2 separate regions of the Mus musculus genome follow, and region 1 is linked to region 2. Evidence: chromatin contacts called from ENCODE Hi-C or POLR2A ChIA-PET data. All regions are on one chromosome and are shown on one strand. Each heading gives the region's core, a stretch centred on a gene start or an enhancer-like site at or near the end of the contact. The rest is flanking DNA. Distances are from core to core; before and after follow the strand shown. Region 1 holds the start of Slc26a11 (solute carrier family 26, member 11). Region 2 holds the start of Rnf213 (ring finger protein 213).

The links. Hi-C counts contacts between places; a loop is a spot of excess contacts on that map. ChIA-PET counts read pairs that join two places held with the same protein, here RNA polymerase II (POLR2A).
Region 1: a loop to region 2 is called in a map of gastrocnemius, with 4 times the contacts of the local background. The contact joins the promoter of Slc26a11 here to the promoter of Rnf213 in region 2. A Hi-C loop is called at or near these places in 8 of 37 maps with a recorded cell type or tissue (T-helper 2 cell, adrenal gland, gastrocnemius and 2 more). POLR2A ChIA-PET finds 5 or more read pairs at or near these places in 4 of 5 experiments (Patski and embryonic stem cell).

What each region holds. Positions count from the first base shown.
Region 1 is chr11:119,353,649-119,357,386 of GRCm38, reverse strand. It overlaps Slc26a11 (solute carrier family 26, member 11), which reads right to left and starts at 1,830. Exons shown (of 17, transcript NM_178743.3): 1 at 1,752-1,830; 2 at 354-579. The coding sequence starts at 536. It overlaps Sgsh (N-sulfoglucosamine sulfohydrolase (sulfamidase)), which reads left to right and starts at 1,877. Exons shown (of 8, transcript NM_018822.3): 1 at 1,877-1,990. The coding sequence starts at 1,903.
Region 2 is chr11:119,388,686-119,392,196 of GRCm38, reverse strand. It overlaps Rnf213 (ring finger protein 213), which reads right to left and starts at 2,098. Exons shown (of 68, transcript NM_001040005.3): 1 at 2,071-2,098. It overlaps Mir1932 (microRNA 1932), which reads right to left and starts at 1,725; the gene lies at 1,636-1,725.

The DNA.
Region 1 (3,738 bases), core at 581-3,080, 35 kb after region 2:
TTGTGATTGAGTCTCGCTATGGAGCCCTGTGATAAGCTGGTCTTGAACTCTCAATGTTCCTGCCTCAGCTTCCCAAGTGCTGGAATCTCTAGGCACAAGCCACCAGTGCCTGGTTGTTCGTAAGGCCACCATGAAGCATGATGTGGTCCCCAGTTGGAAAATCTAGGACCGCTTGGCACCAAAAATAAGTCACATGAAAAGAGATTAGACGCCAAGGGGCCGTCTGGGTCGGACACATGGAAGTGTTGGATTCCATGGTCGGTGTTTCAAACTGTGGACAGACACTGAGGAGTAGGAAGGGATCTATCTGGCTGTGGAGAGGGGACAGCTAGCAGAGGGGTCAGTCACTTCACCTGGGGTGGGAGTCCAGCCACTTCTGCATAGGCCAGGGCCTGGGGAATGACGGTGAGTCCCACGGAAAGTCCAGCGATGAAGTCCAGCCTCAGCCACTGCAGAGAGTAGTCAGGCACCCAGGCCAGGACGGGTAGCCTCCTCCTCAGGGCCGTAGCAGAGCAGCAGCATGTGTCTGGTGCCATGTGCAGGCTGGGGGATCTGGTCTGACCCAGACCTTTCACAGAGCTGGGCATGGGTGACATGGAGCAGTGATCAGGGGCTGAGCTTGGGAGAAGGTGGCGTTATCTTCCCAAGGGCGTCAGGAGCATAGCCTGCCTTTTGTGGCAGGGAGGCTGAGCCAGGTGGCTAAGTTTACCAAACCACCATGATCTGGGAAAGGAAGCCAGCAAAATGTGCACATGGGCCTGCACCAAGGATTCAGGGAGGCCTCAGCCTCTCTTTCCCATCTCTGGGCCATAGCCCCTGATCCCAAGCTCTGGTGTCTCTCCACTGTCAACCCCTACCAACCCCCCCTCCCCGCCCCCCGCAAACTAGCTCTTGAGGGGATGCCTAAAGACGACATTTTCACCCCGAAGAACCTGCTCCTTTCTTTTACCCCCTCCCCGGGGAACCTGACTATCCCAGCCCAGAAGAAGCAGGTCCTGCAGGCTCAGGCTTCCTCTGGCCGGCAGAGTGTGTAGGTAGGCAGCCAGGAGGCCCTGAGGAGCCAAGATTTACACCTCACCAAGTGTACACCTCACCACCGCAGAGGGCCACCAAGGTGTTAGGTAGGACTCCACCCACCACTAAGGGCTGCAGTTGGGGGAAAGGGGGTGGGAGTATGTGACATCCCTGAAGTCAAGATTTACCCAGCACCCACTTGTGGCATTCATAGCCCAAGGGTGGGAGGGCTGAAGATTCTACTTTGTTTTCCAAAGACTAACTGAAGCTCTCAAATTAATTCTAGGTACGTAGCATCCGCTAAGATCCTGGCGAACAGACACACACACACACACACACACACACACACACACACACACACACACACACACACACACGTGTCCCAGCCCATAGCTGACTCCTCATTACTGGTCCACACGCCCCAGCCCTGGAAATGACACTCTGGACAAAATCCACTCCTCCCCACCCCCACGCCGCCGCTAGCGCGGGATCCCGGGATCGCGGGGTGGGGTATGGGGGGGGGGGGTTGGGAAACGGAGGCTGAGGTCCCAGTGGGGAACACAAACAAGTCTGAGAACCTGGAGTAAGGCGGCCCGGACTCTAATGGTTTGCGGTAGGGAGGGTTCCCGGAGTAGGGCTCACCCGAGGACTCAGCGCTGGCCCCACAGCTCCTGGTGACCCCAGCCCACACCGCCACACACTCCCTCTCTCCATCACAAGGACCCAGATTCACCCACCGGACGCTGAGACTCAGGGTCTTCCGAAGTGGCGGTAGCTGAGTCCGCAGGAATCTCAGAAACAGAGTGGGCAGGACATGGGCGGGGCCTGCCGTGCACGTGACCGTGGGGAGCGGACGAGCCGGAACCGCTTACCCTGACCGGCGCCGCCATGCACTGCCCGGGACTGGCCTGCTGCACAATTCTGTTGGTCCTGGGACTCTGCGGCGCGCACTCGCGCAACGTGCTACTGATAGTTGGTGAGTGCCGCCGTCCCTGGCACGGCCACCTGCTGCTGCTCCCAGAAGCGGCCACTGGGCTCTTCCCCGCCACTGGCCCATGCTGACCCCGGCGCGCCAATTCCTTGCCGAGCCTCCTGTTGCAGGTCTCTTCCTGGTGACTCTAAATGCGTCTGGCCCTCCCGCTTCTGCCATCCCCAAGCTGGCCAGCATTCCCACATCTGTAGTCAAAGCTGCCAAGGAGACCCGGTGGACCCCGGCTACTCATGCAGACCTCTGATAAGGTTCCAGAAATGAGAATAGCCTGAGTCCCCGAGTTTTTGCAGGATGCCCTGGTCAGTTCTCTTAGCTCCTGGCCCAAAAGTACAGTACTCCAATGCCCACGCAAACCACCAAGTTCCTCCTGCATTCATGAGACTTCCTGTTTGGGTGATCAGTGCCTGGCTTGTGACAGCCCAGGCCTTCTGAGGTCTGGCTCTGGGCCAGGCCCACTCTTCTGATAAACTTTGTGGTATCTGGGCAAGCCAGTTGGTTAATTGTAACATAAACAGTGCTGTCTTTGCAGCACTACCCCCAATCTCTCCAAGGATAGTCTCGAAGATCGGCCTAGGGTGTATATCCACCGGATAGGATTGGCGCTGGAATCCTCTGGAGCCAGTTCGTGTGGCTCTGGAACTTCGGTCCTGTCTCAGCTTGGACAGCCATCACAACAAAACCTGGCAGTCTCAGGGCTAGAGAGGTGGCTCAGTGGTTAGGAGAAGTGGCTGCTCTTCCAGAGGACACAGGTTCAATACTCAGAACCCACATGGCGGCTCACAGGGATCTGTAACTGTTGTATATGTACATGCAGGGAAAATACGGACAAAGCAGAAAATAGAGTCACACTCACGCATGCACACATGCACGCCACACTACAGGCCAGGTTTTTAACAAACCAATGTAAGTCTAACAATTTCATTATATGGAGAGACTGGGTTCAGAGAGCCGGCTCCTCCCTCTGTTTCTGGGGAGGCCTTCCTGGATTGTTGATGACACCTGTCTCATTTCCAAACCTGACAGAGAAATGCCACAGTCCTGTTCGATTGGACCCCACCCTCACTTAACTGTTGAAGACTGGATTCAGATAATGACAGCAGGAATTTTAGGACTGAATGATCAGGGTCAGAGGCAAGAGCTGAGACCTCTGTGTGCAAGCAGCATGGCTTCCTGGCATGCAACAGAAGGCACACGTAACACAACCACTCCTGCCTGTCCTCCCATCTGTCCTCCTGGCTGTCCTCTTGCCTGTTCTCCCATCTGTCCTCCCTCCTGTCCTCCATCCTGTCCTTCTGCCTGTCTTCCTCCCTGTCCTTCTGTCTGTCTACCTCCCTGTCCTCCCATCTATTCTCCTGGCTGTCCTCTTGCTTGTCCTACTGCCTGTCCTCCCACCTATCCTCCCGTCTGTCCTCCCGCCTGTTCTTCTGTCTGTCCTTCCGCCTGTTCTCCTGTCTGTCCTCCTGCCCATCTTCCTCCCTGTCCTTCTGCCTGTCTTCCTCCCTGTCCTCCCACCTGTCCTCCTGCCTGTCCTCTTGTCTGTCCTCTGTCCTGTCCTCCTGCCTATCTTCCTCCCTGTCCCTCTGTCCTCCCGCCTGTCCTCCTGCCTGTCTTCCTCCCTGAACTCCTGGCTTTCCTCTTGTCTGTTCTCCCATGTGTCCTCTGTCCAGCCCTCCTACCTGTCTTCCTCCCTGTCCTCCCACCTCTCCTCCCGCCTGTCCTCCTGCCTGTCTTCC
Region 2 (3,511 bases), core at 849-3,348:
CCACTTCTGCTTCCTGTGCTTGCGGCTGGCCCCGCCCCTCCTCCCCACCTGTGTCTGGCGGCCACCTTTGGCTTGGTCACAGTTACATGGTGAGCACTTTGGGACTAGGCTATGGAGGTAAACTTTGTGGACGTTTCCTGGCCCCACTTGCCACAGCCAATCCGCAATCCTTACTATGCCTCCCCTCAAAGACCCCTAGATCCGTCCCTCTGGTCATGGCACCTCCCTCTCACGCACACCTTTAATAACTCCACCACTTAGGTCCTGCCTTCCCCTCTGCACTTCCAGACTCTCTGGCTGGGCTATAAGCTACATAGACGTGGGAGAGGAGGGCTACCAAAAACCCGGCAGAGAATCCCATGCTGGTAACCCCAGCACTTGAAAGGTGAAGGCAGAAGATAAGGAATTCAAGGCCAGGCAGGGCTCCAAAGAACTTCTTAAAACCAAAACAAGCAAGCAGGGGGCGGGAAACACAAGAGTAACTATGTATCCTTTGTGGGCAACCCACAAACTGCGGGAAACACAAGAGTAACTATGTATCCTTTGTGGGCAACCCACAAACTAAGAATGGTTAAGAATGGGAGTTGGGACTGGAGGCTTTCTAGCAAACAGGAGCTACAGGAAAGGGCAGAGGCTGAGAACTGGGGTCACAGGCTTCATGAAGGTTGGGAGCTAGACAAGGTGGTGGCATTGAACAAGTGCTTTCTCAGGTAAAAGTGTGGTCTGCCTCAGCCCTCTGTCCTCTCTTGAGAGATGTAAATTTCTTTTAAGAAAGCTCTGCTTTTCGTGGGTAGTGGTGGTGCATGCCTTTAATCTGGGGAGGCCGAGCAGGACAGATCTGTGAGTTCGAGGCCAGCCTGGTCTACAGAGTGAGTTCCACGTCAGGCAGGGGCTATAAAGAAACCGGGTCTTGAAGGCCAAAAAAACAAACAAACAAACAACAATAACAAAAACAAAATGGGGGGGCGGAGGAGGAGAAAGAAAGTTCTGCTTCTCAAACCATGAGTCTCACAGAACAAACTGAAACACACCACGGGGTGGCAGGTTATCTCCTACTACAATTTTCGGTTGGTGTGCCCAAAGCCAACACCACCTAAGTCAGTTCTCTAGTGCTGCTCAGGAAACTGAGAAGCCTGGACTAGAGGCAGCCTTGCACAAGTAAGCGGCCAGCGGCACCGCCTCTCCTTTCCACCAGCTAGAGGACCCTTCCCGTGCCTCCCCCCCTGGAAACTGCGAAGCCCGGACTAGAGGCAGCCTTGCACAAGTGAGCGGCCAGCGGCACCGCCTCTCCTTTCCACCAGCTAGAGGACCCTTCCCGTGCCTCCCCTCCACCCCCCGCCCGGGCTAGACTAAGAAAAAAGCAGATGGGTTTGGGCTAGCCCATTGCGAGCGAGCGCACCTCTCGCTGCAGCTTCGGGGACAGGGGAGGCTCCCGGCTTTGACCTAGGTAAGATCAGCGCCCTGGGCACAGACGCCTGGCACGAAAAAGTTCTGGCTTCAGTTGGTGAGGGCAGACATCTGGCTCGCAAAAGTTCTGCTGCAGTTGGTGAGAGCAGATTCCGGGGCGGAGCCTGGGACCGCTTTACGCGAGGACACGGGGTTGTGTAGGTTGGGGGTCCCCGACCTTCCTGGGTGTTGCTGGGGAGCAGGGCCGACCTAGCGCTGTCCGCAACCCGAGAGTTAATGGGGTCGGAGACTCAGGGCCAGGCTGGACCGGCTGCCTGCAGTGAAACCGAAACTTGGAACATGAAGGAAGTGGCCGCTGGGCGCCGGCGCATCAGGACGCAGGCACCATTCAGGGACTGTGACCACAGGGGCCATGAGCCGCCGGCCCACTCTTCCCTAGCAGGACCGGCACCCAATGAAACAGCATCCAGAGCTCCGCATGTCGCCCCGTGGACCCTTGGCCCGAAACACCCGCGCCCTGCCCAACGGGACCTTGCACCCCGGTCCCTGCGCGTCCCTGAGACCCACATCCCGCACCCTAGGCCTCGCGTCACTGCCCCTGGACTTGCATCCCGCTCCTAGCCCAGCACCAGATCCTGGAACCCCGAAGCCCCTCGCTCGCACCTGCAGTGCCCATGCGCCCGCGCGGACTGGCGCGCTTCGATGAGGGGTCACGGGGCCGGCGCCGCCCCTCCGCCTCCTTGGCGCACAGCCTTGCTGGAATTCCCCGCCTGGTGGCGCCGGCCTAGCTCGCTTGTCCAGAGCGACTACAGCCGCTGCGTGCCCACGGCCTTCGAAATCTCACTGGCTCTTGCACCAGGGTTGCACATTCTCCCCCAACCAGGACGGACCGCCCTGAATGGGTGACCATTGATAGGTTCAAACCTCTAGCCCCAGACATCCAGCACCTTGGACAGTATCCAGGATTTAGCCAAGCTGAAGCCACCCACAGAAGGACCTGGAGGACAGCAAGAGTGTTCACCTACAGGTTGCGTGCATGCAAAGTAGAGTGATGGCAAAGAAGTGATGGCAACCCATCACATCGAAGTCCACCAAAAGCCGCTAGCAGTAGTCATTGCTAGTGGACGGCCACACTGTGTGCTTGCACTTTCTCATCTGTGAGTCTCAGTCATGTCCTTTGCCCCCAAAGCTTTTTAACTAAGTATTAGCAAGTGTGGGGAGACCAAGCACTCAAATATCTTGAGCCTATGGGAGCCATTCTTGTTTAAAGTACCACAGTATCTGAGGATGGCCCTGGACTTCTGATCCTCCTACCTGTGTCTTTTTGTTTGGTTGGTTGGTTGGTTTGGGTTTGATTTGGTTTGGTTTTTTGAGACAGGGTTTCTCTGGCTGTCCTGGAACTCACTTTGTAGACCAGGCTGGCCTCGAACTCAGAAATCTGCCTACCTCTGCCTCCCGAGTGCTGGGATTAAGGGTGTGCGCCACCACGCCCGACTTCCTGCCTGTGTTTTAAGGGCTGGGGCTACATGTGCATACCACCATGGCTGGTCTTATGTTGGAATGGAACCCAGGGCTTCTGGATGCTCAGCAAGCACTGTACCAACTGATCTCGGTTCCCAAACCTCCATGCAGCTCTCTCAAAGTCTTCCTCCTATGCACCTCGGGGCCAGACCCTCATCTTCCCAGATTTTTAAAGTTTTTTTTTTAATTGCACTTATTTATGTTGTTGTATTAGAGCCACAGCATGCAAGTGGAGCTCCAAAGACAGTCTTCTGGAACCGCCTGTGGCTTAGTTTGTTCCTTATGGTCATTCTTTACACTTAATGGGTTCCCTCCCTCCTCTGGGGGTGGTGGGGTTGAGTGAGAATGGCTTCCATGGGCTGATATGTCCAAATACTTGGTCCCCTGTTGATTGAACTGTTTGGGAAGAAGTAGGAGGTGTGGCCTTTTCCACAGGAGGTTTGTCACTGGGGGCAGCTTTGAGGTTTTAAAAGCCCATTCCACGCCCAGTATACTCTCTGCTTTCAGATCCAGATGTGAGCTCTCAGCCACAGGCTCTGTGCCCTGCCTCTATCATAATAAACTTAAGCCCTCTGAACCTATA